Linked DNA regions of Mus musculus: all the other regions are linked to region 1. A link is a loop called in an ENCODE intact Hi-C map of the cell type or tissue named here. Cell type or tissue: gastrocnemius. All regions are shown on one strand. Each heading gives the region's core, and the rest is flanking DNA. Links, peaks and the distances in the headings are about the cores only.

Evidence for each region. Peaks named below come from ENCODE experiments on the same cell type or tissue, not always from the same donor. Only the 100,000 strongest peaks of a DNase experiment are listed, where the experiment ranks them.
Region 2: a loop joins it to region 1, with 3 times the contacts of the local background. A loop is called at or near these places in 4 of 42 quality-filtered maps.
Region 3: a loop joins it to region 1, with 3.0 times the contacts of the local background. A loop is called at or near these places in 8 of 42 quality-filtered maps.
Region 4: a loop joins it to region 1, with 5 times the contacts of the local background. A loop is called at or near these places in 5 of 42 quality-filtered maps.
Region 5: it touches region 1 in a loop (14-fold over the local background); 20 of 42 quality-filtered maps call a loop at or near these places.

What each region holds. Positions count from the first base shown.
Region 1 is chrX:169,082,398-169,088,708 of GRCm38, reverse strand. All of the region lies in intron 1 of Arhgap6 (Rho GTPase activating protein 6), which reads right to left. Among named protein-coding and RNA genes, the nearest start is that of Amelx, 100 kb to the left of the region's middle. In gastrocnemius, for the core only: a CTCF peak has its summit at 2,635 (motif pointing right); a DNase peak (open chromatin) is centred at 2,639; H3K27ac peaks cover 544 bases.
Region 2 is chrX:168,714,743-168,721,053 of GRCm38, reverse strand. No RefSeq gene overlaps it. Among named protein-coding and RNA genes, the nearest start is that of Msl3, 44 kb to the right of the region's middle. In gastrocnemius, for the core only: a CTCF peak has its summit at 2,894 (motif pointing left); no DNase peak of the experiment used is centred there.
Region 3 is chrX:169,033,840-169,040,150 of GRCm38, reverse strand. The region is part of intron 1 of Arhgap6 (Rho GTPase activating protein 6); the gene reads right to left. Among named protein-coding and RNA genes, the nearest start is that of Amelx, 150 kb to the left of the region's middle. In gastrocnemius, for the core only: a CTCF peak has its summit at 3,273; a DNase peak (open chromatin) is centred at 3,535; H3K4me3 peaks cover 2,478 bases; H3K27ac peaks cover 2,465 bases.
Region 4 is chrX:169,300,880-169,307,190 of GRCm38, reverse strand. Arhgap6 (Rho GTPase activating protein 6) reads right to left here. Exons shown (of 13, transcript NM_009707.4): 12 at 5,355-5,435; 13 at 2,751-4,874. The coding sequence ends at 4,180. Among named protein-coding and RNA genes, the nearest start is that of Hccs, 16 kb to the left of the region's middle. In gastrocnemius, for the core only: a CTCF peak has its summit at 3,045 (motif pointing left); DNase peaks (open chromatin) are centred at 3,048 and 4,368; H3K4me3 peaks cover 387 bases; H3K27ac peaks cover 1,496 bases.
Region 5 is chrX:168,934,921-168,941,231 of GRCm38, reverse strand. The region is part of intron 1 of Arhgap6 (Rho GTPase activating protein 6); the gene reads right to left. Among named protein-coding and RNA genes, the nearest start is that of Arhgap6, 140 kb to the right of the region's middle. In gastrocnemius, for the core only: CTCF peaks have their summits at 3,079 (motif pointing left) and 5,574 (motif pointing right); DNase peaks (open chromatin) are centred at 3,082 and 5,578.

The sequences.
Region 1 (6,311 bases), core at 568-5,567:
TCAGCAATGGCAGAATGTGGGCTACAAGTAGGAGTCAGTCTTGGCTGCAGTCAACCCTGAGATAGATGTGCAACTTGTATTTCTTAAATAGGTACTTCACTTCCTGTGAAATATTCTTTTGGATTTCTATGCTAATAATTTTGAGGAAAATGGAATGCAGCCTTAAAGACAAGGATTTTAATTATCATGAAAACTGTTACAGCCATTTTCCTGGGAGTCTCTTCTCACTGAAGACTCATTCTGGAACACATTTACTTCATTACTCCTATCTTCAAATTCTCAGGCAGGGAAGTGAGTTGACTTTTCTGGTTTCATCTAGTTGAATCGTAGCGCCATGCACAGAGGAGAATAAGCAGACTGCTTAAGTTCTTGTCGCATTTCTGCATACGTTACTTATACTTCTGATTACTTAGCAGAATGAAATATTTACATAAAATTTCTGCCATAAAATGATTAAATCATAATTAAGATGAATCCATTTAATTTTTATATTAAAAAGTTACAAATGCTGGGCTAAACTTGGCATTTTTTTAAAACCAGCATTACTGTGCATCCCAGTAATTTGGGATCCCAGTATAAAAGGCCATTCATTGGGCCTATCTCTCCTTAAAAGATGATTGGATATTAATAGTTGTTGTGGAGGGAGATTGTCATTCTCTTCAGTGATATAGACATAGATAAATTGTCCTTGCTCCAGTAAACAATCTTCCATGCTCAGATAGGAAATGAATTAAACTCAGCAAGTGGGCTACATTAAAGAGATTACATGAAAGATAGGAGGAGAATGACTGAAGTGAATGGAGGGTGAAATAACTAAATTTCACTATACAAATGAATTAAAATTTAACAATATAAAAGTTCAAAAGCTGCACAAATACAGAAGATATGTATGAGATCTATTTGGGTGTTGTTCGTAATTCAGAAAATCAATGTGATTTTTCAAATTTAATATTCAGTAGCCCTGTCCTCTGGGACTTTATAAAATTCAATATTAAGGTTAATTTTCAGTAAAATTCAAACCAAACTTGTGTATGCATTGAAATTTGTGAGCCTAGATTGAGTTTCTAAGACTTCTCTACTGCTGTAGAGAAAACAAGAAGAAAAAGATTTTCCCTTCCTAGATTTTCATTTGGGCGTGGTTCCTGGATTTGTAATTACACTGATTTCCCCATGAGTCACACTTGTTCCTAATATATGCCAGACTTTCCTCTCTTGGATGCTTGAAGAGAAACTTCTATGTAATAATGGAACACTGAATAGTGATGAGGAAACCATCAAGAGTGCCCAGCTCAAGCAGACACTCAGACACAAGGCAGCCTGGCATTTTAGAGTAGAGATTCTTTGGTGTGCATGTATGGGAAGGACCTGAGGGACTTGTAAAACATATCTTCCTGGGGGCCATTCCTTAAGAGTTGTGGGTTCACTGGGGGTTTGATGGGGCTTGTGATTGAATATGTGTTGCAGATGCTGCTGCTTCCTGGACCAACCATGTTTGCAACAGCATTGGCCTCTCAGCCTTAACACTACAGTCTTTTGCACTCAGGAAAGTCTTCATTATAGTAGCATTAATTCAGTAACATCCCATTATTGCTGAGCACTAGATGCTCCAAGCATCACCCTTTAAAATGCTTCCACACTTATTCCAATGCCCTCTGGGAACCAAACTGTTTTTGCTGAGAGTTTCTGGCTCAGTGACTTAGAGTACAGACTCCAAAAAGGAGGGAGGATAATCTAAAGAAGAATGTGTTCTCACCATTATGCTACCACTGTAGTTCTGTATAGCAGGATACCTTCTGTTAAGGTAAGGGTGTTATTGTTCATTGCCCATAGAACTAGTAGAAGCACAGATTAAATGAGATATATTTAATCGTGTGGCTTGGACTTTGGATGCCAGACTTTTCCCTCTTGGATGCTTGGAGAAAAACTTTGTATTTTCTGTATTTGTATAGGTTTTAACTTTTTTATTGCTGGCCACTTCACTCACTTATATATTGAAATTTCCCCTAGCTAATCTCCTTCCTACTTTCATGTCTTCTTTTTGTATGTGGCCTACGCACCAAGTTTAATTCATTTCTTATCTGAGTGTGGGTGACTTTCCTCATTTAGATGCTTGGATTTCCCAAACCAGCATTAGATCAGAATTTGTGAATGTTGAGTCAAAAACAGTCCTTAAATGACTCTACTCTCTAGATTTTGTGACCATAGACAGATAATCTTCTAGCCATTGGTTAGAAGTAAAACAACACGAAACTTAAGTATGTCTCTAGGATTTAGAATTTCTATCAGTGGCAATAAGATAAACCCAGTATATACTTCTGTTATCAAAAATTCTAAAACCCAGTTTCATGGCTAAGATGTAGAACATGTGATTATCCTGAAACTTTTGATTGTAAGACATAGATATATTTTTCTAGTTGTCTGTAAAACCATGTGCTATGCCATTTTTCTAATATCTTTTATCAAAACCACACTAGATGATAAGAGTCATATGCTATTCAAAAAACAAAAGCTAAGGAGCCAAGGAGCCAAGGAGCCATGAAATTTTTCGAAAAACTGGCCAAAAGGTTAAGGCAACATTTATCCCAAATCTTATCAATAGCCTCCAATAAGGAGCACCACTGTTAGTTTGACACTTTGCCACCAGGGGGAGCACGGAACGTTCTCACATAGGCACGGAACACTTATCAGATGGGAATTAAGGAGACTGACTGATTAGAGTTGAATAAATCGTTTAGTTACTTCCTAACAGGATAAAAATATCTGATAGCATGAATTCAGGAGCAAAGGCTGTACCAATCACTTCTGTATACAAAGTTTTTTTAAGTTTTTTTATTCCAAACACTGCGGCAACAGCTACTTTTGATCCTGGAAGACAACAGATGACAAAGTTAACTGTCTTGGTTTTCTGTCTTCCTGTTGTAAGATGAAACAAGTAAAAATTGTTGTGTAAGATAAAGGTCTGAAATTTGGACAGCACAAAACTATATGATCAGTAACCAACAGGTGTTTGTTGCAAGGAAGAGGACAAACTAGTGTGACTTGACAGAATAGAAATAAGTATCCATTTAGCTTCTTCAAACCAAATATTAAATAATGACAAGGAAAATGAAAACAATGATAATGACAATAATGGTTGATGAAACGAAGGAGTTGGTTGGTGTTGTTATGGCAATAATGAAGATGGTGATGAGGACATCGAGGTGGCTTAATCAAACTCTCCTATAATAAAATGGATCATAGGCTGTGCTATTTGCAGTAGTAGCTAATAAAAAAATATCACCTTCACTGTTAAAAGTATAGAGATCATCTTAACTTCATTCTAGATGTATTTTTAAATGTTACAATTGGTCTCAAAAGCCTTTCAATGTGTATCATGGCAAAGATAAGCAAAGAGGTAGGTATGTTGTTGTTAACAACATATTAATGCTTATTTCATAGAAAATGCTTTTATGTTCAGACACACCTCCAAAAAGCTATATTGATGAAAGCTGCTTCTACATTTGATGAGTTTTGGTCCATTTTCACTGACATCTGGAAAGAGTAAGCCAAGAATACATATACTATATGGATGGCTTCATGTCATACACTAGGGTATATTTATTATCACTCACTACGTATAATTCTTTCTATGATTGGAGACCTTCTCACAGTCAACAACCTAGCTTTGACATGGTAGAACTAAAGATGTGGCTGCTCAGGACATGCCCAGAATAAATACTATCCACACCTACAAGTTCAAAATATAGAATCTGTATTTGCTAAACTATTAAATCACAGGAATCACTGAGATCTCACCCAAGCAAGTCAAAATACAAATGAAACCATCACCAACAAAAACCAAAAAAAAAGAAAATTCACCTATATTGAATGTCAAATCTAGCAAGACCAAAGCAGGTTATGTTGATATCACATTTGCCTTAGATTCACTGGCTAGAAATATACCTGAATGGAGGAGTGTATACAGAGCCTTTAGTCACATTACTACCAATGATAATTATGTTTGTGTCTAGATATGTAAACTTGATGTTGTTTATTAGATATCATGGTTTCTCTTGGCAAACATCACTCTGAGCCTTTAGCCAAAGTCTCCTCTACATAAATGACATCAGTTGGAATAGCATTCACCAGAACATTCCAAAATCAATAAGGCTTGTCATTTTATGAGCCTTTTTGCAGGATATCTTTAGATCAGCCAATGAATTTCTAAGGAGCAGGAACGGAAGTCCCACAAGAAAGCATCAGGCTTCACAGTTCCCTGTGGAGAAAAAAATCTGAAAACTCTAATGGCTAATGGTATTCTTTATCTAAAGTGAGTTAATAGGCCCAGAACTGGCTCAGTATGGGCAATGGTTCCATGGGTAAAGGCATTTGCCATGCAAGCCTGACAACTTGACTTCCATCCTCATGACCCACAGTCAAAGCAGAGAATCAGTCCCCAAATGTTGTCCTCCGACATGCATGACTGAATGCATGCAACACATACAATAATTATATATGATTTAAAAACAACAGCAAAATCAAAGGATCCCAAAGAGGAGCAATCCTGGGATTGCAAGGGCTTGCCTGGTGCCTTCTTAAATTGGATGCTCCAACTAAGAAGAGAGAGATCTAAGATTAAGCTGATTAGCTGGGTCGCCTTGTCTGTTTATCCATTACCTGCCTCTGCACACCAGTTGAGGAGAAACACAAACCTTACAAAGAGTAATAGTTATTACCCAGGTTTTAGATTGAGTCTTGCCCTGTGCTACTTGCCATAAGTAGCTTTCTTGTTTGGATATGAATATCAGATCCAGACACTGAATTTTACACACAAATTTTCAGCCACTATAATTGTGGGGAAAGTGGTTCTTCTCGTATTGCTCTGCCCCTCTGAAAATGACATCAAGCATCACTTAATTCTCATTTCACTTTGGGTTAAAAATGAAGTTGGTTTTTGGCTTATGAAGCAGTAGGCTAAGGAGTGAGGACAAGTCAGAAATGCGAGAATGGCAAAATGATGCAACAGCAAAAGGAAATAGAGTTGGAACCTGAGAAAGAGAATAGGATCTTTCTACTTGCTTTTGAGCATAAACTAGAAAAACTATTAAAACATGAACTGTAGACACATAGTTATCCTATTTCACAGCTCAGAATGAGACTAAGAGTAAGTAAAGAGATCCTGGAAATTTAATGATTAGAAAAATGCAAAGACTAGTTCAATAAAAAAAAAATTCAGTTTAAAGGATAAAAATCTCTTAGAAGGACAAAGAGATGCATAAAATTATGTAAATGAACTCCAAACTTCAGTTTCAGACAAGATTAGGAGTCCAAGTTCTCCTTCTACCAATAACCTGATATGTCTCTACTCATATACACAGCCAAAATGTATGGATATAAATAGAACTTTTTCTAATAAAGAGGAGAAGAGGCTGTGGGCAGTGTTCACTTACTAGACTGCTTGTCTAACATGCAGAACATCCTGGGTTTTATCCCCAGCACCACATAAATGATACTTTGTCAAAAAAATTAAAATAAATAAGAATATTGTACCTGGGTAGTGGTGGGGTGGTGATGGTGGTGGTGATGGTACATGCCTTATTCCTATATTCCAGCATGTAAGAGGCAGATGCAGGAGGATCTGTGTGAGTTCGAGGCCAGCCTGGTCTATAGACAGAGCAAGTTCCAGGACAGCCAGCACTACACAGAGAATCCCTGCCCTGAAAAACTGAGAGAGAGAGAGAGAGAGAGAGAGAGAGAGAGAGAGAGAGAGAGAGAGGGATAGAGAGAGAGGAGAAAAAGAAGAAGAAGAAGAAGAAGAAGAAGAAGAAGAAGAAGAAGAAGAAGAAGAAGAAGAAGAAGAAGAAGAAGAAGAAGAAGAAGAAGAAGAAAGTTACAGAGAGAAAGAGACAGAAACACAGAGAGAATAACAAGGAATTTCCAGAAATCATTTTGCAATGATTGTGATAGCCAATATTGGAGAAAATGCCATGGGTTTTAGTAATGAGATGATTTATTATTTTTCCTCTGATAAATTGACAGAAGAAACCTTTTTCTGCAGCATCACAGACATACACACAAGGATACTAAAGGGTCAAAGGGTACACAGGGCTTGGGGAAAGCCAGCAAGGTAGTTAGAGGGCAGGTGAGTAGCTCATCTTGCAGGATGGTGAAAGGTGAATCCAGACATGATGAGATGCCTAAGGCCTGGGAGGGTTTGCCACGCCCAGATCCACTGACCATAATAGGAACCTTGGAGCTGTGCAGACATGAGGTGTCACATGTTAATACTCAGGTTTGGCCACAGGGCCCTTTTAAATAACACACAAACCAAG
Region 2 (6,311 bases), core at 459-5,458, 370 kb after region 1:
ATGGAGAAGGTGCTTGGATGGAAATCTCTACACTTACCTATATCATGAGGGGTTATGTAGCTTTTGGAAAATGCATTTTTTTGAAGTCAGTGAATTAAGGAACAGGACCATTGCAAGATCCTTTGTTATAATGAAAAATTAAAAGACATTTCAACTCTCAGGCTCTAGATTAACCCAACATGACTCAACCTAAGCCAATTCTACTTTTAAGTTTAGCATCTTTAGGATGGCTCCTGTTTCTTTTGCACTTGGCATCTCATCACAGAACCCTTCATTACATCTAACACTTCTCCAAACTATGTTCTAGCCACAATATTCCTGAGAGAGTTCTGTCTGAGGCTCATTTCATTTGCATGGAACCTTGACTGCACTTTCTGGAATTGGAGACAGGGCTTACTGCACTCTTACCCACATATCAGAGCAGCTGCCCATGAAGTAGGCCCCCAATTTCCTTGGATCTAATTAAACTTGGTAATTTGATCAATCAGCTCTCCTTCCAGTCAGGCCCAGACAGAAGACATCACCTAACATCAATAATTGTAAGTTTCTATCTTCAGAATATCTGTCCTTTTAATTTATTTCAAGATGCTATAACAAAAATACCTCCAGTTGGGTAATAAGAACACATGCTCCACTATGTTCATAGTAGCCTTATTTATAATAGCCAGAAGCTGGAAAGAACCCAGATGCCCCTCAACAGAGGAGTGGATACAGAAAATGTGGTACATTTATACAATGGAGTACTACTCAGCTATTAAAAACAATGGATTTATGAAACTCCTGGACAAATGGATGTATCTGGAGGATATCATCCTTAGTAAGGTAACCCAATCACAAAAGAAGTCATTAGATATGCACTCACTGACAAGTGGATATTAGCCCAGAAACTTATAATACCCAAGATAAAATTTGCAAAACACAAGAAAATCAAGAAGAGGGAAAACCAATGGGTGGATATTTCATTCCTCCTTAGAATTGGGAACAAAATACCCATGAAAGGAGTTACAGAGACAAAGTTTGGAGCTAAGATGAAAGGATGGACTATCCAGAAACTACCCCACCCAGGGATCCATCCCATAATAAGCCACCAAACCCTGACACTATTTCATATGCCAGAAAGATTTTGCTGAAGGGACCCTGTTATAGCTGCCTCGTATGAGGCTATGCCAGTGCCTGGCAAATACAGAAGTGGATGCTCACAGTCATCTATAAGATGGAACACAGGGCCCCCAATGGAGAAGCTAAAGAAAGCACTCAAGAAGCTGAACGGGTCTGCAACCCTATAAGTGGAACAACAATATGAACTAACCAGTACCCCCAGAGCTCATGTCTCTAGCTGCATATGTAGCAGAAGATGGCCTGGTCGGCCATTACTGGGAAGAGAGGCCCCTTGGTATTGCAAACTTTATATGCCCCAATACAGGGGAATGCCAGGGCCAAGAAGCGGGAGTGGGTGGGTTGGAGAGCAGGGAGTAGGGAGGGTATAGGGAACTTTCAGGATAGCATTTAAAATGTATATAAAGAAAATATCTAATAAATAAATAAATAAATAAATAAATATCTCCAGTTGAATACTGGATAAAGGAAAGATGTTTAGCCTATTTCTTAAGGACCTAGAGGAGCTGTTCTCTAAAATAAAGATAAATTGTAAAAGGGCTGGAGAGATGGTTCAGCAGTTAAAAGCACTGGATGTTCTTCCAAGGGACCAGAGTTCAGTTTCTAATACCCAGGTGGCAGGTCCCAACTGTCTGTAATTCCAGTTTCGGGAGATCTAACACTCTTACACAATATACATGCAGGCAAAACACCAATGCACATAAAATAAAAATAAATAGAGCAGCAGTTGCAACCTGCGGGTCACAATCCCTTTGGGAGTTGCATATCTGATATTTACATTATGATTCCTAAGAGTAGCAAAAACTACAGTTATGAAGTAGCAACAAAATAATTGTATTGCTGAGGGCCACTAGAACATGAGGAACTTTATTAAATGGTCGCAGCATTAGTGAGGTTGAGAAGCACTGCTCTAAAGTGTTACAGGGATGTGTCTTGGCTCCAGTGAGAACCTCATGCAGATGTCATCACAAAGGTGGGAACATACCTGAGAGGCCCAGATTGAGCGGTGAATTAGACAGGAAGTGAGATAACTGAACTGGCTTTACACTAACCTATCCACATGGGAAGGAGCTCAGTTCTGAAATAACCACATCATTCCATGAGAAGGTGGCACCCTGCCCACCAAGCTCCTAGCACATGTTTCTTTGATCAATATGCTCATCTCATATTGAAACTATGGCACCTACAACAGAGCCAAATATAGTGTTCCTTTTATGTGATGAAGTATTGGGCCAAGGAGATGGATTCGTGGATAAAGGCCCTTGCTGCCAAGCCTGAAGACCTCGGTTTGATCCTGTGGACCCACATGTTGGAAAGAAAGAACCAACTCCTGCCTCCGCCCGAGTCATTCTCTGACCCCACATAAGATGTTGTGTCATACACAGACAGCCCCCATACAAAAAGGAGAAACAAAATAAAAAATGTAATTTAGTTTAAAAACTAACTGTCAAGGAGATATTTAAAAAATAGTTCTCTACCACTACAGTTTAGTATCTTCCTGCGGGGAAGTATATTCTTCTTTGAATGTTATATTTTGAGACTAAGCATAGATTGCTTACACCAGGGAAGGTTTCAGTCCCACCAAAGCTAAACTTTCAGCCTTACCCTGTTTTCTCACGAAAACTCTTCTGAGTTTGGTATGATCTAGCTCATCTCCACATGCATATTCCTGAGAGGTTTTTTGTTTTTGTTTTTATTTTAATTACTCACAAAGTATTTCCCTAAGTAGAATGCTGATACCATTAAACAGACAGGAGAGTCTCCATCTGGTGGTCATGCTGGGAAATGGCATATTTTTCTGGGAGGACAGGGGGTTTTTAAGTCCTTGTGATATTTCAAAGGGTTGATAATATTCACAGTGTTCAATTTGATCTTTCACATTCTGATTCTTATACCAGCAGAGAATTTTAACAGACATCTAAGGAGCGTACTCTCATCTTCAAACCAGTAATGATTGCAATCAAATGATCCAGCAAAATATTTCTTCAAAGGCCAGATAGTAAACACTTTAGACTTCGTGAGCCATATGGTCTTTGTTGAATTACTAAACATGGCTTCTGGAGGACTAGAGTTACATGTATACAATGCGACATGGTGTTCTCCAGGAAATCTTTGTTTATAGATAGTGAAGTTTTTATTTCATGCCATTGTCACATGTCACAGAATGTTCATACTTGTTTCAAGCACTTGAAAATGTCAAAGCTCAGGGCCTAAGGAGGATGCTAGTTAAGGGAAGTGGACCAGAGTTCAGTTACCAGCACACACATAGGGAAGTTTACATCCTCCTGCTAATTCCAGCTTCTGGGCTCCACAGGCACTGCACTCCCATGCACATACCCACTTCACACACACACAAATACATTCACATAATTGAAAATGGAAACCATTTAAAAATGTAAAAAGCCTTCTTAGGTTATAGGCCTTGAAAAGCAGACAAGATATGGGAGGTGTCCAGTAAGACATGGTTGGTAGACCCTTGTTTAACCTAAATGAAAAGCCCTTTTCCTCGTCATCCTTTAGGATGATTGTGATAGAATTGCACTGCTCTGTCAACTGGGCAGCTTCTCTTTGTCTCTGCAAAAATTAATGTGGATATCTGTGAATATAAACAATTATCTTATTGACGAAAGTTGAACCCTATAGATCTATGACAAGTGACCCTGAAAGCAAAAAGTAGGCTGTACAAAGGAACCTTATAGAGTCATTTCTAAAGATGAACTCACAAAGTTTAGAAAGCATAAAGGAAATCAAATGTCATGACTAATAACAAAGCACAAAAGTAATCAAATAATCAGATTTGAGCATTCAAGCAGAGCAGTTATCAAGGGAGTTAAATAACAGAATAGACAGAGTTATAGAGAGAATTGTGAACTGAGAGAGTTCTAAAGAAAAGATCAAACTATAGAACAGAGATAGTCATGCATTGCTAAACATAACTGAAAAATCAAAACATAAACTCTTACATGATAATTTATTATCTATTTTTATAATAAATAATGGGGATACATAATAAATTTCTATGTACATTGAGTATCTTCTCATTCTTGGGTGATTATGTTATTTTTTATTTGGATAATATCTCTCCTGTCTGCTCTCTACGTACCAGTTCCTTGTCTGAATTAAGACTATTCTATTGTAGGGGCACTTGTTGGGAAGAAGAGGTTCCTGGGTAGAGGAAGTGGGATGTGATCTAGAATTGTGGGAGAAAATGATCAAAATGCATAATGTGCAGCAACTATTATGTCAAAAAAAAAAAGAAAAGAAAAGAAAAATGGCTCGTTTGGAGGCTGAGGAAACAGCTTAATAGACAAATTGCAAGCATGAGGACCTGAGTTCAGATCCCAAAAGCTACATGAAAGTCAGACACGGTAGCATGCATCTGTAATCCCAGTACTCCTGTAGTGACTTGGGCGAGAGAGACAGGAGAATCTGCAGTGACTCACCGCTTAGCTAGTCTGGCATATGCAGTGGCAAAAATGAAGTCCCACCTTAAGTGATGTAGAAGGCAGGGACCAACAATCCAATTTGTCCTCTGATGCAAACACACAGTTTTAAATATTATTATTTGTTTTTTAAAAAGAAATCAATGAGAGTTTTTTCGTGAAATATTAATTAGAAAAAATAAATTTGTGCTATTAGTTTAACATTAGTTGATAACAGGGACATGAGTTTATGTCACAGGGAAACCAAAATTACCCTTGTTTCATTATTGAACATTCAAAACAACAGTCAGTGGCTTTAGTAGCCTCAGACTACATCTTGCTCTGACTTCCTTTGAATGTCATCTCTTTCAAGGTTAAGTCCTGGAAACTATAGTCTCTTTCCCCCAGGTCACCCAGCAGAGGCCAAGAGAGACTCTCCAGTACCTTCCACTTGTTTTCATTTTTACATTCCTTTTTCTCTATGGTCAGAACATAGTCCAAGTGTGCAGTCACGTGAGGAGATTTCTGAGTGCTTGTTAAAAAAACTCCAAGGAAACAAGACAAGAGCCTTGAGATCGGTTTCTTCAAAAGCACACAACTGCTTTGGGATTTTGTTTTCACGACCCTCCCAGGTTAGTAGATGAAAGTGAGTTTACTTTGTATTACTCATTACAACTGGATATTATTTGTTTATAGGCCTCTGTGGAGAAAACATGTTTTGGCTGCTTGCATCTTGCCTGCCACATATAGCTTGTCCTTGTGATTGTACACTTTATTCATGTGACCTCCCCCACCAATCCTCAGAACATAAACTGCCTGGTGCTTTGAAAATAAGTTAGCTATTGCATGAGACTTTAGTCTGCCTCATTTACTTACTCCATTCCCACAGGTCTGTACATGTTCATGTATGTGTCTGTGCATGCCTGTGTGTTCAAGCACATGCTTGCAAGTATGTACATGGAGGCCAGAGAACAAACACAGGCAAAGTCTTCAGGAATGCCATTTACCTGTTTTTAAACTGTGTCTTTCATCAGCGCATGATTCGGCTAGGCTGGTTATCCAGGGAACCCTAGAGATCCTGCTATCTCTTCATTCCCAACACTGCAATTACAAGTGTAAGTCACCATGCTTGATTTTTTTTGGGGGGGGGGGGGAATAAGATAGTATGTTCTGGAGCCAAATGTAAGTGACCATACCCGAGGAACATGGATTTAGGCCACCCCAAGTAGTGTGTCTCAATACTACAATTTCCCAAGTTTCATAGTGAGAAAGTTATAAAACAAGTACTTTTAAAATTCATTGGTAGGAATTTCAGGTACCTGGGTTACAGAAAACTGGGGAAATCTTGCTCAAGGTTTTGGATGCTATGTGATGGCCTTTGAGTTGGTGGAAGCTGGTAGTTTGTTAAGACCAGCAGAAAGACGTCACCTGATAGTCAAAAGGTTGTTAGGTCAAACAGAGAGATAGAAAATGAATGGCTATTGAGGGGGGAAAGATAGCCCAAGATAATTTGGCTCAAGACATGGAATATTCCAGCCCTCTATAATCAGTCAGCCTTGTAGATTCTTTAACAAAGGTGAGTCCCTTTTATATAGCCAGGGACTTCAGTTCAAAGTTTTTTTTTCCTGGAAACTTGATTTTGCTGTCTTCAAGTACATCTCAATGAATTCTCTCTTTATCTGTTTCTTTCTGTGGTGGTTTGAAAGAGAAGTGTCCCATATAAGCTCATGTGTTTGAACAAGTGGCCTCCAATCAGGGGCAGGGTCTGTGAAA
Region 3 (6,311 bases), core at 721-5,720, 49 kb after region 1:
TGGATTTCTTTAATCCAGAGATAGAAAAAAAAACTTTGCCTAGTCCACCAGTCAGATTTAAGTCTGAAGTTGACTCAGATTATCGCCAATCACATTGAAATTTGAATAAGGTATGATGATCCTTTTTTTTTTTTTTCAGATACTAGAAGAGGGCATCGGTTCTGTTACAGATGGTTGTGAGCCACCATGTGGTAGCTGGGACTTGAACTCAGGACCTTCGGAAGAACAGACAGTGCTCTTAACCACTGAACCATCTCTCCAGCCAGGTATGATGATTCCATGATAGCCTGTAGTTTCTTCAGTATTGTGACCAAAAAAAAAATGTTGGTTCATTAATTATATCCTTGTTACTTATACTCTATTTCCTACAAACCCCATCCAAACTAAGTCTGATAGGTCTGATTTCCTAAGCCGCTCTGCAATACATCAACTGTTTGCTACATCCTTCCTAGCTATGGACAATACAGCTCAACTCTCCCATCTACGTTAGAATAAACGATGCATTTAAGATATACCTTGTTCTGACTTCAATTTGGAGCCAGAGCAAGTATCTCAAAATCTGATCAAGTCACCAAGAGGTATCAAGGACAACACGCAGGTGGAATTACGGGATAGCCAAAAACTGAATGTGGGAAAACCACAGAAGGAACACTTTGAATAAAAACATAAACTGCTATCACCTTCTACTGTGAAGATAAAGAAAAACATTGTGGTAACATACTTTGAAAATGATACTATACATGTTCGATGTTCTTATTAATTAGGCATTTTTCTCAGTGATGCTTAAAAGTGAATTTTAAGAGGCAAATGCAGTGTCCTGTGTCTGGGAAATTGCTCAAATACCTATCACACAATAGACACTCCACATATGTTTATTTTTTCCTGAGCAAATAAATGGTAAACACTTGTTTAGTATATGGAGTCTACTTTGGACAGAAAATAAAAAGCTCTGAAAAAAGTATATTAACTATTTATCTCCTGTGCTTTATTTCAGGGGAGTGTGAGTGAAGAGGTACTAAAGACAGATAGAAAGGAATTATTTTCCATAAAAGCCATAGAGCAGCGAAATCACATAAAGCAAAGCAAGAGTATTTGAGCTGAAGGACAAAACCAAGCCTAGAATTATTGGAAATTCAAATTAGTAAGGTACATAGAGTCCATCCCTGACTCTTAAGCCATTAATGGTCTTGCTAGTATGAAAAGCCACAGGTTGTACTTTATAAGGAACATTTTTCCACCTACGATGCTTTTGAGGCTCCTGAATACAACTGCTTTATCATTATAAAGGATATATAGAAATATTTAGAGCCCAGTTGATTTCTCACAGTAGATTCTTTCTAAAATGTTCCCCTTTCTTGTCTTAATACAAAATATATGTGCATGGTGACCTATGCTAGTACAAAGGGCTGTTTACTAGCAAATACTCAGAGCCTTAGAGAAAACATTACTAGGAGGTTGAGCATGAGTTTATTATTTTAGGAGAGAGATGAATTAAAATAACAATATAAAATTCTTGGGCTGCGTTAATATATTTGTATATGGAGTGAAAACCCATTCATTGAATGGTTATATAGGTTGTTAAGTAAGGAGCCAGTTGTCACCTTTCCTCCCCTCGCCTGCTCTCTAAGTAGGGCCTCAAAACAACCTGTAATCACAAATCAAAAGGCACCAGGATATAACTCAAAATATGAAAACTATGGGGAAGCCAGATGATGAGAGAGCACAAATAACGATTGCAGAAACCTGATTATCCTTACGACCACTTTAAAAGGTCAATCTTGGAGTGGCCAGTGTCTCTGCAGAAATAAACAAGCATCAGTAACTGAACAAGAGTCTCACTTGACTTTTCCAGACAAACAACTACAGCTAAACCAGAGAAAGAACTGTTTCTTGTTCCTTGAACCTTGGCTTTGGAAAGAAACTTAACAATTTCCTAGCTCAGAGCCTCCCCTTTCCATTGGAGGAAAGTGGCATTCGAGACATACTCGATTTGCCCTGATGGCTGATCCAGGACCAGCTCAGGAAGCTTCTGAACCTCTGAGCCTACCGCTCATATCCACATCAAATCCTTCCTTTAAATAAAAAATATATGTAGTTTTAATATAGAAAGTGGATTGGGAAGATGTGAATTCTAGACAGCTAACTGCCTTTGCCTTACTATGAATATTGATTTTGTTTTACTTGTCAGCTCTCTGTCTTGTCTGTATCTCTCCAGTTTTTTGTTTGTTTGTTTGTTTGTTTGTTTTAATTGGCAGTCAAATGCTCGATCTCAACAGTGAAAAGCATGTCAGGAAAAGCTCAGTAAAGTAGCAGAGAGCAGAACAACAGTGATGTTTCACCTCAAAACTACTGATTTTCAAAATTGAAAATAAAATATCCAAAACCTGCTGCCTGTCCCCCTCCTGGCAATCTTCAGAAGTAGTGCTCATTCGTCAAATACCTTTGTAATTCCCTCTTGCTTGCTTTCCTTCCTCTCCAAAAAAAAAAAAAAAAAAAAAAAAAAAAAAAATTAAGCTTAATCTAGAATCTTGTTTGGTTAGCCATTAACGTAAAACCTTGACTCCTTCAAAGGACACAAGCTCAATGAGATTTCTGTCTAGCACATATGCTGGGGTAGGTACCTACAGACCCTAGAACAATGTTCAGCACAAAATAAGTCCTCAATAAATATTTGTGGGACACTTAAGTCAACAGAGGGAAGAGAGATCACCGTGAGATAAAAGAAGACTCCAACAGAGGACTCGCTGGTATTAAGCAGATAGTTGGCAACCTTCTGTCCCTTTGCAAACTCCTAAGGAAATGCACAAACTCCTTCCAAGGAGTAAACTCGGTGCACTCAAAGCTCCCTGCGACATTTCTTCAGCAACTCCACTGTGTTCAGATCAGTGGGCAGCCTTTACTTCTTTTTAGCTCGATTCTAGTCCTTGCATTAAATCTGACCGAAGGCTAGCCACGCCCCAGAAGACCTACATTTTAGTCCTAAACAGCGAGGTAGTAAAGAGGTCCAGGCCCAGGTAGTGGACTAAGTGACCACTGCTCAAGTCACAGGAACAGGGACACTCAGCACACAGACTCTTACTCAGGGATTTTGAGAAGCATGGTTGACTTAGTTCTGGAGCAGGTGGCACTCCTGGGTGAGGTACCCGGCACACCCAATTCCCGAGCCCTGTTCCCAAGCCAAAAGACCTCTGAGAACAAGAATCCCATCACCTCCACACAGTATCCTTTTTGCCAGCCAAGTGGCGCCCCCTTTCGTCTCCTCGCCGGTCGGGACACTCACTTACCGCGTAGTGCAGACGGGGTTTCTCGCTGTAGGACGGGTCCCCCATGTCCCCTACTGGAGGAGCAGCAGGCTCTCCAGCTCAGCTTAGGGTCCTGGCGTCTATCAAGTGGTCCCCTTACTTCACTGCCATCTCAGAGAAAGCCCTGGGCGTCAGCCCTGCTGTGCTCTGAGCGCTCTGAGCCTGAGCTTGGCTCCTAGCGTAGCTGGCACTGAGTCCTGCGGCAGAGCCTGTGGGGACCGGGAGGAGGAGGCAGCGAGCAGGGGGGAGGGAGAGGAGGAGGAGGGAGCGGCCAAGTCTGATGAGATGGGCGGGCGTTTAATTCCTTCCGCTCCTGGCGGGCCCCTGCTGAGGCAGTGGCCGCTGCCAGCTGTTGGAGGCTGCAGTCACAGAGGTCGCCCAAGACAGGTGTCAGGCTGGCCAATGTCCCGCCACCTAGCACTCAGTTCCTCCCGCTGGCCCTGACAATCAACACTGGGGCTTCAATACCTGTAGAGAGAAGAGCTTTTCGAGAGATATTTTTGAGTAACTTTGAAGAAGCTGGGTTTCTGCCACTGGAAGGCGATTCCCACCCTTCTCAAGGGAGGGTGGAGTTGAAGGTTTTGGAAAGTCTTGATCTGAGTCTCAAAGTGCTGAGACTCTTCGAGATCTCAGGTGTTTGAGAAGGATGTAAGTATTACTGTCCCCCCAGGACCTGTTGAAGCTAGGAGATCCGGAAAGAGTGGTGGCTAAGGGAGCTTACACTAGCCAAGCAGTGTAGGGAAACCTGCTGAAGGGCTAGTCCTAGAGGATTTGTTACAACAGGAGTGAGTTCACACCCTAACTGGATCTGGGCATACACTGTAGGGTAGGTAAGCGGCAGCATTGAACAAGGAGTTATAAAGAGGATAACTAATGGCAAACACTGCCAGGTAAACCAACTCGTTTTTAGCACACACACTGGAGCTTCAAAATAACTCATACAATTGGCTTCTGCTGTAAAATCCCTCCATGGAAAGCTGTCCTTTAAAACACCTCATTAAAAAAAATGTCAGCAAGTTTCCTCAGAAAGAAATGCAGAAGAGGTATAGGGCATGGGGTAGGGTGGCAGAAGAATCTGGAGACTGTGTGGAGACTCTAGAACCATGCAGTGAACCTATTCAGGCCCCAGATGGGTAGCTATGGCATGGGAAGTGGTCCTTCAGTGCCCCATTATATTAAACCGCAGAAATACCCTCTGACAGAATCTTTTTGGAGGCAAGGAGAGGAAAGTAGGATTGTGACCCCTGTGAAATCCATTTGGACAAGCTCATCCACCAACAGACATCTAATTATTTGAAAACAACTGGCAGCCTACATATCACAAACAGTGTAAGTGTGAGCACAAAGTTCAGGAATTCTGGAGATAGCTACCTGGATAATTTGACAGTGGTCCAATTACCTGGAAAACTGCATAGTTCTATATACTGAAGCTAACTGCATGTCTGCCTTCTCATCCAACAATTCCATTTGTGATTATACATAGAATAATTTAAATGACCACATCATATACAACAGTACTCATAATGCCTCCAAACATAGTTACTCATAGTAAAAACAGTCCAAACATATGTAAAGCAAAGCATATAAATCATCTGTGGGCTTTGGACACAGTAGACTACTACTCAATGGAGATAAAAAAAAAAAGGACACTGCACAATGCTACCAAAGCATACAGTGTGAATCCATTCCTCAAACTTTATATGGGAGGAGGAAGTCACAGGGATCCATATTATAACATTCCATTTATTTATTCTGCAACTGAAATGCAAATATTGAACTGGAATAGACATATGTGATGCATGGTGACAGAGATCACAATGACAGTTAGCAAGGTTGGGAATGTGGTCTAGACTAGGAAGGTAGCCTATAAGAATTCATGTACTAGAGTGCTATAGATGGTCTGTATATTTATATGTAAAAATCCATTGCATCAAGAGTTTAGCTGATTGGTGCAGCTTATACTCTTTTCTATGTGTATTTTACACTGTCATAAAATATAACAAATAAACTTAAAAGTCAAACCTCTCCTCAAACAGAAATTTGCAGCCAGAATGTTGCCTGTCTTATAAACAAGACCCAGATATTCATCTGGGTCTCTCATTCTCCCTGCAGTCTACTTTGCTCAAGTCCCCTATCCCTTGGCTATGAGGGAGGACAGAGGCAACCCCATTCACTTTAGAGACTTCACTGTTCAAGCATGACCAGGCAGGTCTGAGAAAAGGATGCATTCAAGTTTCCTCCTTTTACTTTCATTCTCCTCTGCTGCTGAAAAATAACCCTTAGAAGGAAGTCTTCAAAGAAAATGGAGAACTACTGCCCACTTGACAAGCTTAGACCCTTCTGAGACTTGCAACTGCCAGAGCCTGGGGAGGATGCGTACATAAAAATGAGATATGATGGACTGACCATGACATGCCTGGTTTATAAATCTTTGCTGCACTACTGTCTACCCAGATGACCTCTAAAGCAGGACATGCTTATAATCTCAGCTTTAGGGAGGCTGAGGCAGGAGGATTGCCAGAAACTTGAGGCTATCCTCAGAAATACAGCAGGGCTCTGTTTCTTTCTCTCTTTTTTTAAAAATTAGATATTTTCTTTATTTACATTTCAAATGTTATCACCTTTCCTAGTTTCCCCTCAGAAAATCCCTTATTCCCCCCCCTCCCACTCTGCTCCCCAACCCACCCACTCCTGCTTCCTGGCCCTGGCATTCCCCTATTCTGGGGCATAGAGCGTTCACAGGATCAAGGGACTCTCCTCCCATTGATGACCAACTAGGCCATCCTCTGCCACATATGCAGCTAGAGCAATGAATCCCACCATGTGTTTTCTTTGATTGGTGGTTTAGTCCCAGGGAGCTCTGGGGGTACTGGTTAGTGTATATTGTTGCTCCTCCTATGGGGCTGCAGACCCCTTCATCTCCTTGGGTATTTTCTCTAGCTCCTTTATACAAACAAACATGAACTCCCTGGTTTCAGGAATTTCTCTTTTGTCATATAAGCTTGGAGT
Region 4 (6,311 bases), core at 637-5,636, 220 kb before region 1:
CTTCAGACTACTCTACCACGCGCTCCCTCCATAATGCAGTGTTTCCACTGAAACCATAAACTCAAATAGGTCTTTTCTCTCTTAAATTTTCTTTGCGTAGTGTTTTGTCACAGTGAAGGGAAACATGCCCAATACACCAGGGGAGACCTCAGGAACGCAGGAGCTCCCTAGCCAAAGATGTGAGGTGATATAATGTGAAATCGGGTTTCAGCATAGCAGTAAAGACCTATATAGAGCTTGCCCTTCGGGACTGTTGAGGCACTATGGGACATTCAGTAAAAATTTCAAGCACGGCATTGAAAGCCAAGTGTGATATTAAGGCTAGAGATTAGGGTTGCCAGATTTAGCAAGTATATGCCAGATAAACAAAGACTATCTTTTTAATAATAACCATATCTCATACAGTACTTCAGAGGATGAACTATAATTTTAGTATAAGTATATCCCAGATTTTACATGGGGCATAGTAAGACTAACATGTGGTCTGTTGTTAAGTTTTCAGGCACTGTATCTTATTTAGTATTTGTACTTGAGAAGTACTAAGATCAAATGTCCGATATCCTCATCCCAACTAGCTGTGCTTGGTTATTGCTAAACGTGTCCCAGCTGCAGCAAACTAGACTAACTTGGTCACTGTAGACTAAGGGGACAGTAGCTGGCTTGAACTGACTGAGAATTGGCTGATTGACCCTTCTCCCCCTATGGTAGATTGAGGACTATTTTAGGTAGGTATACTGAATGCCCGTTCAAAATATCCAGGCTGCCATCCTTGATTAGAACTTTCCTTTGGCTTGTAGGTAGTTCTTGTTTGTTTGTTTCTTTGTTTTTCCTTTCGTTTTGCTTTGCTTTTTTTGTCTTGAAGAACATTAGCTGCTGTTTTATAATTCTGTCTGGTCAACACATCCTGTTTTCATCTCTGTGTGACTCTTCTGCAGACAACTCCTTTCTTCTTAGTTCAGTAAAATCTACCTCCTGCTGTTTGCTTATCAGACCAAGAGACAGTGTGGGCCTCTACTTTGTTCCAGTATCGCTTTATATTTAATCCCAGGACTGTTTCTCTGCCAAGCAGATGTGTATTAAAATATGCATAAGAAAAGAAGCAAGCTGGACTTATTTATAAATTTCCTCAATTTGTACCCCCCATGGGCATATGATGGTTGTTTTTTTCTATCAAAGCCCACAAGAAACATATGCTAATAGGTACTTCGAGTGATCAAGACAAGTGTGTATTTGGCTGTTTCTGTCATCACTACTCTGGCCCTTTGGCCAGAGATCCAAAAAGGAAGTGATTAAGTCTTCATAGACATCTTTGGAGAGCTTATGCGTGTGTGAAAAGCACTACCTTTGCAATGTGATAAAGACAGAGAAGAAACAAACTCTCCCCAGAGCTTAAACGGGCAAAGAAATAGAGGGCATGGGCATCCAGCTGATTTCTCTGTTCAATTTAGATCTAGTCACATGGATATACCTTCCACTCATATCTATCATTTGATTCATTTAATTTAAAAGATTTAAATAACACAGTAAATATGGTGAGAGGGAGGTCCAGAATATCAGGAGGTTCAGAGGAGGAGAAAGAATTTTTCAGACCGTGGTCAAATTCAAGGGACTGGGATAAAGATGAGTGGCATAGAAAAGCCACCTGAGTGCTCAACCACTGTGAGTCTTGTAGGTCCATATACTTGTGGTCCATATACCTGTGGTCCATATACCTGTGGTCCATATACCTGTGGTCCATATACCTGTGGTCTGAGTGGGTCCATATACCTGTGGTCCATATACCTGTGGTCCATATACCTGTGGTCCATATACCTGTGGTCCATATACCTGTGGTCCATATACCTGTGGTCCATATACCTGTGGTCCATATACCTGTGGTCTGAGTGGGTCCATATACCTGTGGTCCATATACCTGTGGTCCATATACCTGTGGTCCATATACCTGTGGTCCATATACCTGTGGTCTGAGTGGGTCCATAAGGCAGAACTGAGTGAGGGCTTCAGACAAATTGTCCATATTCAGAGCCAATATCAGAAGTATTGAGCCTAGTGAGAGCCCAAAGATCACCCAACTAGTTCCCAAGTACGAAGCACTACAGTCCATACCTAGAGCCAGTCCGGCATGTTGAGGCCTATGGAACAGACACAATTTTCAACGACTGTTTTGAGTGACACCTGGCCAAGAGGCATGAACCCTGAGTTTCTGTTAGGCGTCAAATCACTTCCTTTTTTTTTTTAATTTTTTAAACTTTTTTTAAAATTATTTTTATTTATTTTTATTACATATTTTCCTCAATTACATTTCCAATGCTATCCCAAAAGTTCCCCATACCCTCCCCCCCACTTCCCTACCCACTCATTCCCATTTTTTTTTTTTTTTGGCCCTGGCGTTCCCCTGTACTGGGGCATATACAGTTTGCGTGTCCAATGGGCCTCTCTTTCCAGTGATGGCCGACTAGGCCATCTTTTGATACATATGCAGCTAGAGTCAACTAGTCAAATCACTTTCTAAGTGACAAAAAACCAGCCTTTCGTTGCAACAGATCATTGTGGATTTCTACATATTTAAGTAGCACTGACTTGAGGTCCCCAAGCCCCAAGCTACTGGCTATTTTAAAATCTAGCTCTCCAACTGTATGTGTATATTTATGGAATTGCAAACAGGTAATATAGTTGAATTTGGGAGTAGCGAATTATCTATGTAGAATGGGATGTGACTTCCTTCGTTAGATTTAAAGACGGACAACAAATCTTTGCTTAACATTTTATTCATTGTGGCACAAGATAGAATTTTAAGAAACACCACTGAAAAATTTCATTGCCAACATGAAAACTAAGAGCTGACAACAAATCTTTACTTAACATTTTACTCATCATGGCACAAGGTAGAATTTTAATAAACACCACTGAAAAATTTCACTGCCAACATGAAGATTAAGAGTAACACGTCATATATATCCCACTTAGTATATAATACACTGACCCTTCTGATTTGAAAAACAAAACAAAACAATGGAAAATACTGAAGCAAACTGCCACCTGCTGGTCAAAAGTGGTTTTGCAGTTGTAACACTTGAAATTGTTGAAGTACTGTTTACTGTAGTAACACATACGTTACAATACACACAATATTACTGAAGATACTCAAGACACATTTCCTCAGCCTTTGGTACAATGTAAGCGCAAAGATGTAGCTTTTTTGCTCCCCCCCCATAGGATTTACTTTACAAGGAATTGCTTGTAATTGAGCTAATATTGATAACTGGGCAGATGGGGGAAATGATCTATAATTTGAATGTGTATTTGGATTTTAAAGCTTTTTAAAATTGGATTTCAGTTGGTAGCTTTGAAAAATACATAAAAGTAATCCATTATAAATATATATTATTAGTGGCCTATATAAAATTAAATTTGACCTAGAGTGGAATAGAAACTCTCTTAAGTACTCTTGGGTCCCACCTGTCTCTGATTTGATTTTCTGAGTCCTTTCTAAACAGATTCTAAAAATATATTTCACAATGTATCAAATTTAATATTTCCTTAAAACATACTTGCTATGAAAAAGCATTCAGTGACTACAACTTTTGTGTCTCAATACTATATAAAAATATGGCTTCTCATTTTCTCTCTTGTTTGGTTAGTATTTCCTTAGGCATTGAAGGGAGGGGCTGCCCCCAGTTAAAAGGTGATGGCAAAAAGCACAGATACCCGCTTGTGCATATTCCAGAGCATATAGAATCTGGTTGCTTAATATATCTCAGTGTGTAATATAAGTGCAGTGATTTTTAATTGTTCTGTCTTCTCTGTGAATATATCATATTGATATACATAATTTGTTACAGAATATACAATAGTCAAAATTGAAGACACAAATACAATTAAGCTATAACGAAGCAAGAGTTTCTTACATAGAGCCAATGTGGGTTGTTTTGAGCTTGGGAATTGTCATGTTTGTTGGTTTATTTGTTTTTTTCCTAAGGCTGGCTATGCAATAGAATCTTACCATAAATGGCAGGGGTAGAAGTGAATCAATAAGTGGACTTTCTTTTGTGTTGCTTTTTCAAAGTGTGGAAAAACAAAAAAGAAAAACAAGTAAGTGTCCAATTGTCCATAGGCAAGGTTTCCGGGTCTGGACCGGAAGATGTGTTTTGGAAGGGTGGGCTCCAGCTGCTGGCGGGCTTATACTAGGGTTTCCGGGAGGGCGTCGGGGTTATCAGTTGATAGAAGCTCCCAGATCTGCCACCGCTCTCGCTGCCAGTCGAGCCAGCTGGCTTCCCCTAAGTTCTGTTTGTCCTGCTCGCTGGCTGAGAGGGAGTAGGCGCTGCTCAGTTTTTTTGGCCTGGTCTGATGCTCCCCTGAGGCCTGCTGGCCTCCTTCCACAGCTGTTTCTGAACCTTCTTCATGCCTCTGGAGCCTCCACAGGGGAGGCTCTAGTGGCAGCTGGGCAGAGGTTGTGGCAGGCTTCCCTGACCCCGGGTAAGGAGGAGGGGGGCGCCTGTCATCTTTTCCACTCTCCTGAGGTCTCTGGTACACAGGTCGGGCCTGGCTTTGCAGCCAGGCAACATCCTCCTTGCCCTCAGCTAGATCTTCTGTGCTGTTTAGGGACAAAAATGGATCAGAGCTGGCTGCAGGCCGCCTGGTCCCCCTGCTGCCGTCCTGGATGTGGGGAGTGCTGCAGACACGTGACACCGGAAGGTGGACACTGCACTGCTCCACGGTGGCCGCCGTCTGAGTCCTCCGAATTACCTGAGTGCCACTGTCCAGCCCTGTCGGGCTCCCTTGACACCGAGGCCAGTTCAGGGAAAGGTTCCCTTGAGAAAGAGAACAAGGCCTCGGTCGGAGGGAGCTGCTTTCAAAAATGTCGCCATAAGAGCCTGGAACCGGAAAGGCAAGGTCTGGGGTTAGTTTGGACAAGTGCCTTGGGGATTCGCTGCTTGTTCTTTTCTCTCTTTTTTTCTTTTGTTAATACTTCCTTCTGTAGCTGAAACTGTACAGCATGCTCTCAGCTATTAACTACCTGAAAAGAAAATTTCCCTAGCAACAGTGATGGCAGTTCTCTCTGATAGTAGAACCATTTATGTGGCCACTCTAGACACATACCTAGATTCTCACAGGCTTAGATTAGCTGCCAAGCCACATAAACTGCCATGTAACCGAGGCTTTAGGGAAAGAGCAGCAGTGAACTGCTGTCTAATATTGAGGATGAAAGCCCAAAGAACTGCTGTCCCCTTCTTCTCTTTTCAGTCTTTTCTGAACAATGGTTGACAAGCAGCTACCTTATACAACAGCAAGGAAGAGAGAGGGAAAATATGTTTTTAAAGGTAAGGCAAATAATTTTAAAAATGGCATTTCACCTGTCATTCCTGGGTCTTTGGATCCACTTTTTAATGTTGAATGCCAAGTTCCCCAGATATTGAAAGGCTCCTCTGACATTTCTAGGAAAGACAGATAAAGGGGTTCACAACAGAGATCGTTAAGAATGAAACCAATAAATATCATTACATTTCTTTGGCATAAAATATAGTATTCAAGGTTTACTAGAGGCAAAACAATACTATTTGGATGTGTTCTTCAAGAAATTTGTTGGATTGGAGATAGACCAAAAGTGCTCTTTCTATAACACGTTTCTGAGAAACAGAATTAATATACAGTAAATGTGTGTCATGACCCCAAGAATTCAGAACTTCAAAGGATGAACTTTGCGTATGCCCCTGGTTCTGGAGGTTAAGTGACTCTCCTCAAGGACCCAGATAGTTCTGATATCATCCAAAGGGCAGGAGGGAGGCAAAAGAAAAGATGCTGTTCTGTTGGTAGCTTCAGACATGAAAGAAACAGCCATGGCACTAGGCCTGCAGGAGCTCGGAAGGCCCTGCAATGTATTGTCCCCTAGATCCTCTAGAACAGAAGGCACCCATCTGATTTCTGACTTCCCAAACCACAAGAGCGCTAACCTGTGTGTTGCTTCCATTGTGAGTGATAACAGTAGTAGGACACTCACACAAGGGGACAGCTGGTAATGCCCACATGGACTCCAGCTACAGGAACACAGAGAAAGACAATACTTCTGGATTCTGAACTTCCCTCGGGGACACTGCCCTACTGCCACCAGCAGTTTCTTTCTCCTCCCTTCTCCCAACAGGTAGAGAATAACTGCCTTAGAGGGTATCAGAAGATCATAAGGCAGACTAAGACATTCAAAGTAAGAAGAGACCAGAAGTGCCTACAAGAGTACATGACACAGATTAGCCAGGATGTATTCCATGGTAAGTGTTGCAATAATGACTACTTGTAGATTCACTGATGAGCCAATA
Region 5 (6,311 bases), core at 713-5,712, 150 kb after region 1:
ATATTTTACTGTCTCTCATGTGATACTTTGATACTATTGTGTAAAATCATTTTAACTCATTTGAAAATCATGTAATGTATTAATAATTCCCACCATTGTGTAGATTTTTGACAATAGACTACACCTAGGAAATTGATTCATGAGAGATTAGAATGTCAGCTTCCTTAACAAAAAGTTCCTAAAAATAATTTTACACAAGTGTGTGTGTGTGTGTGTGTGTGTGTGTGTGTGTGTTTGTGTGTGTGTGTGTGTCCTGTAGTCCATCTGCTTCTAAAGCATTCTGAAATGCCATATGGACTATATTTAGCTATTTATTAAGCAAACTATGTTCCTAATAGACTAAGAATATAGTTTCTTCTGAGGCTTATTTATATAAAGTATTATACTCATTATCCCTTCAGCACAGAGGGAGATGAATTCTTTTTAGAGAGGTGCAATCTAAGTAGAGTACACTTCCAAGGTCATTCAGTCGCACACAGGTCCTCATTATTACAAAAGCATACGCTGACCCTCATGTCTCACTGGATAGGTTTTGGAAGGAGGGCTGCCTAGCAGGGCTCACTGAGTTTCTTAGCAAAACTAGAGAAGTTGTGTGCTATCTAGTTTTAAGTCACTGAAAGGAAGGAATCTCAATGGAGGAATTGCTTCTGTATATAGACAAGCTTATAGGGCATTTTCTTAGTTATCTGTGGAACAGGGCCCAGCTCATTGTGGGTGGGGCCACTCATGGCCTGGTCGTTCTGGGTTCTATTAAAAAAAAAAAAGCAGGCTTAGCAAACCATATGGAACAACCCAGTAAGCAGCCCTCCTCCATGGTCTCTGCGTCAGTTCCGGTTTCCAGGTTCCTGCCCTGTTCCAGTTCCTATCCTGACTACCCTCTGTGATGAACAGTGATATGGAAATGCAAGCCAAGTAAACCCTTCACTCCCCAAGTGGCTTTGGTCATGGAGTTTCATCAGAGAAATAGCAACCCTTACTAGGACAGGTTGTCTGTCCTTTTAATCTCTAGAATGTTATGAACACAGATTCTTCAGATGCTTTGAAGGCTTCTAGCAAACATCTTTACCAAGCTTCCCTAATACAGAATCACTCTAGCCAGATCTTCATGCAACAGAACCCAAGTATGGAGCCCTTCATGGATCTCTGCCTATACACCAGTCAAGCATGGCAGGTCTCTTAAAGCCAAAGCTTCTATTTAGGTTTGTGGACAAGTTAAGTGAACAAATCCCTGGGAACTCTTCACCTTCCCTATTTCCATCCAAGTCTGATCTAGACAGTTTCAGTTATCAAAACATTACAAAAATTAATCCAGTAATGAAAGAGAGTAACTATTCAAATCAGCAAATTAGCAATGGAATGTCTGGCATTGTGCCAGCCCAAAGAGAACTATGCCTGAAAGAAGTGTGGCAAAACCACCATCTCCATACCCCAGTGCCTTGTGCTTTTCCCAGCTCCTTGCTCTAGAGGAAAACTGCCAAGTATTTAGCATAATGTTTGGAACATAAGCACTCAATCAATGTCAGCTGTGAACACTATCAACAGAGATTGCCATCTGAAGTATGGCTTCAAGTGAAGTGTCTCCTGGATTTCAGACATTGGAGAACCTTTAAGACTGTCCTAATAAATCTTTCAAAAGAGAAAATAGAGACATTTACACTAGAATATGATTAATTTAATCAATGTGTTGACAATATCTGGCTCTTTTCTTAATGAAATAATTCTCTGGTAAGCCAAAATTTGAAAATTTATCTAGCAATATTTTCCTCAGGAGGACCCCTCAAGTATTTAGGCAAATGTTCAAACCTATATTTTCCACAGGACACAGAGTGTCAACAAGTAAACTTGTCTGATAAAGAAATACAACGTACTTGTGTTGTAAATACTGTAAGCGGCCTAGAAGTGATGACTTGGTAGGTAAAAGCCCTTTATGGGCAAGCATAAGAATCTGAATTTAGGGCATTCTAAATTCAGAATTTCTTTAATGCCTGGTTTAGCCTTCTTTTGTATACAGAAAGCTTCCACTTTTGTCAGCAGGTAGGTAGGTCGGTAAGTCTATAGGTTGGTAGGTTGGTCAGTCGGTAGGTAGGTAGGTAGGTTATTTGTTTTTAAGACAAATTGCAAATTCCCAAATGCCCACAGGAAAAGCTGAGCATGGATATGAATGCTGCAATCCCAGGACTGTGTGGATTCCGATAGCTCTAGCTAACCAGCATAGCCTAACTTATAAGCTTCAGATTCAATGAGAGACCCTGTCTTCAGGCAACAAGGCATAAAGCTATAATTGACATGTCTCTCTAGCCTCTGCATGTGGGCACATGAATGTGCACCCAAAAATCATGCATGAATATCACAGAGAGAGAGGGGGAGAGAGAGAGAGAGGGAGAGAGAGAGAGAGAGAGAGAGAGAGAGAGAGAGAGAAAATATGACGTTGTGAAAGCACAATATGGGCCATGCAGACAGGTATAAAAATTTGTTCTAGGCTTGGACAAGCAAAACAAATTCCCAAAGAAGTAGAGAACTTGTTGAATATAAAGAAAACTTGAGAGTTTTGGGTAGTTAGAAAGAGAATAAGTAAAGGGACAGTGGGGGAGGAGGGGACAACAGGGCAGCACTGTCCTCTGGAAATTCAAGTCAAGCCTTACTACCTACCATGCTGTTTGAATGTCAATTACAGCCCAGCTATGCTACATTTAGGCAATCTGTAATAGGTTATTGGAAAAATGAGTATGTAACATTCATCCCAGAGTCTCTGAATCAAGTACTAGAACATATTAGTGAATTGATGTCCAATGAATGAATGAATGAATCCACAACTTTCCCAAACATTTTTCTACATTTAGTCCTTTGTCATGTTTAAAAGAGGAAGGTCTAGTAGTATTGCATCAATATCACAGATCTATCAATTTGCCTGCAGAGTGAATTTGCAAGGACATTCTAAATTCAGGATTTCTTTAACGCCTTGTTTTGCCCTCTTTTGTATACAGGAAGCTTTCATTTTGGTCAACAAGTACGTAGGTAGGTAGTCAGGTAGGTTATTTATTTTTAAGGCGAAGTGCAAACATGCCATTTCTTGTATGAGCCCTTGCTGCCCTCTGCTGGCAAGGTGAGTGGAATAAGAAGCAAAAAAAAAAAAAAGGGGGGGGGGGCTTTTTGTAGTTGTCAAAATCTCTGGATGAACTTTCCTCAGTTTCACTTCATTTCAAGGTTCGTGTATTTTTAACTCTAATATTTCTTTCTTAATCCTGGACTGCATCACATGCTAAATATCAATATTTGAAATTTGCTTCTTTAAAATTCATTACAGCGGCCAGAGAGATGACTCAACAGATAAAAGGTACTTGCTGTAGAACGTAACAACCTGAGTTCAGCCTCCATGACTCCACCCTGTGGATCTCACCTGCTACTTGTCTTCTGACCTCTACATATGAACTAGTGTTCATATGCACCCACATACACATTGGTGTGCATGCACGCACATATACACTATAAACAAAATACTTTAATTTTTGGTTCATACTATATTAAGCATTGAGCTTTATCCTGGCATTGCAATCGTTAAAGTCAGGTGCATCTACACAGTCTGGACCTAGGTCCCCTGCACATATGTAGCAGATGTGCAGCTTGGTCTTCATGTAGGTCCTGCACAACTGGAGTGGGGACTGTCCCTAAAACTGTTACCTGACTTCATAATCCATTCCCCAACAGGGCTGCCTTGTCTGGCCTCAGTGGAAGAGAATGTGCCTAGCCCTATAGAGACTTGATGTGTCAGGGTCAGGGATACCCAGGGTGGGGCTCCACCCTCTCAGAGGAGAAGGGGAAGGGGGATGGAGGGAGGGACTGTGAGAGAGGCAACTGGGATGGACTACAACAATCAGAATATAAAGTGAATAAATAAAAGAACAAAAGCCAGGTGCATCTAAAATGAGAGGCGGACAAACTTGATCTTGCTCTAATTGACACACATATGTGTGTATATATATATATATATACATACACACATATGTACATATGTGTATATATTGGACAGAGTCCCCTCTGTGGGTCAGGATGACCTGACGCTTACAGAAATCCCCTACCTTGACCTGCTGGGTACAGTATTCTAACACTTAATCCTCCTTGTGCGCTCCCTTAAGCAGCAAAAGCAGAATCTAATACTACGCACCCCTCCAGGATTGTACCCATGCTCTCCCTTGAGAAAGTTAGTTCCAACCAAGAACAGCACTGAGGCAATAAGATCCCTAAACTAATCCATCCAAAGATACAATCTCTCATACAGTTTACATGATTTCATCAAAAATCCATTTCTTTTTTGTTCACTAATATGCTCCCTGTAATTGTCATTTCTTAGTCATGTGCCTTTGTTATTTACAACCTAAACATATTACTGAACTTGAAAACTTTGAGTTTAAAAACGCAATACCTATAAAAAAAAGATTATGAAGAGTACAGTATTCACAAAATGGCATCAACTAATCATGAATACGTAAATTCAGTTATATTGTGGAGCATATTGTTTGCTTGCTTGTTTGGTGGTTTCGCATGACCTGGAGCTCATTATGCAGCTCAGGCTGAACTTGACCATGGTCATCCTCCTGCCTCAGCCTCCCGATAGCTAGGACTCATGACCGATGGCACCATTCTCAACAGAAGCTGTGCTTTGGGAGTCACAGTGTATAACTTACTGGGGTCTATGATTACCAACCTTTCCTTCTCCCTCCCGACTATAGGCATGCTACAGAGTTCTGGCCAGTGGAGTGTCTTTTCCAAGCTATCTGAGAAATTTCTCCTGATTTGTTATTCAGACCATTGCAGTAAGGAAAGGGTGCCAGACCTCAAGAGTAGGAGTAAACTCTAACCTGAACACACACACACACACACACACACACACACACACACACGATTTTTACAATTAAATAGTTGAAGAACATTCTGAAGTGAAGGAAATTTCATGGAAATCATATGAAACTCAGATCTTAGCATTTGAAATTCAAGTTTTACTGACACACAACCACACTTATTCATTTACATATTGTCTACAGTTGTTTTTCACACTATATCAGCATAGATGAAATAGTTGGGATAGAGACTGGATAGGAAACAAATGCTGAAATGTTTTTAATCTAGCCATGAAAAAAAAAAAGTGAGATGGCCCTTGCCCTCACTCTTGGCTGTCAGTAAGCTGGGAGAAGCCTGGGCAGCTGGGTCACTAAAAAGAGCTTCTACCAAAGAGACTCACTTGTTGAGAACTTATGTAGAAACGGAAGCATTTTGCCTATGGTCATACCTCTCAGAGCATACCTGACCTAGAAAGATAAGTAGGGTCCGCCTTGGTTAATACTTGGAAGGGAGAGTATGTTATTCCTAGTCTCCTCCTCCCAGGTTTGAGTTACCCAACTAATACCAACAGTCTTATTATTATATGATGTCCATAGTAAAGGGGAAATGGTAAACTAAGTAAAGAAGATGTGAGGAAATATATATTTTTTAAAACATCATTTAGTGCTTTGCATTCACAGTTTTTAAGAAATCCCGTGTTTTAAAATACACTGGGCGAAATATCAGCTTTTAACCAACAGGTGGCGACAAAATGCTGGCTCATTAAACTAGAACCACCCAGACTCACTGTATGAAAATACCCAAGAGATATAAGTTAGAAGCCCTCCAAAGAATTGGCCATTTGTATATTTAAAGCTAAAATAACATAACTATTCTTGTCTAACCTCCAAATTAAATCTTCTTATTTCAATAAACATAATGTTGGTTTGATAATTATTTCAAGTTGGAGAAATGTGAGCTTTAACCTTTAACCTCTAAGCTCTCTCTCTCTCTCTCTCCAGCTCTTGTTCATTATTTAAACCATAGAAAATGTGTTCTACCCATATAATCATGTCCTGCTCTACTCAGACAAAATAAGATCCTAAAAATCTTGATAGACATATTGACAGATCAGCACTTCTGTCAAGGCCTCACACAACTTTTCTACTTAACAGTCACCTTAGAGTCATTCTGTGATTCTTGCCCTACTTTGAGTATATAAATCAGACATCCTTAACAAAAATGCACTAACTGTGGATCAGAGAGTGAGCAATGTATTCTGCAGTTACGAAAGAAATAGGAACGGTTTGGGTGACTTGAAAAGATTGGTGTGGTGTGGACAAAGAACTGAAGGATTGAAGTGATGAAAGCAGTGATGAAAACATAGCCTGGTTTGGAAGTAATGGACTCGGGAGGCATGAGGATGACAACCCCTGTCTCTGCGATGAGTAAAGCTTTTCACTGGCTCAGAAATCAGCTGTCATGTGTTTAAATAT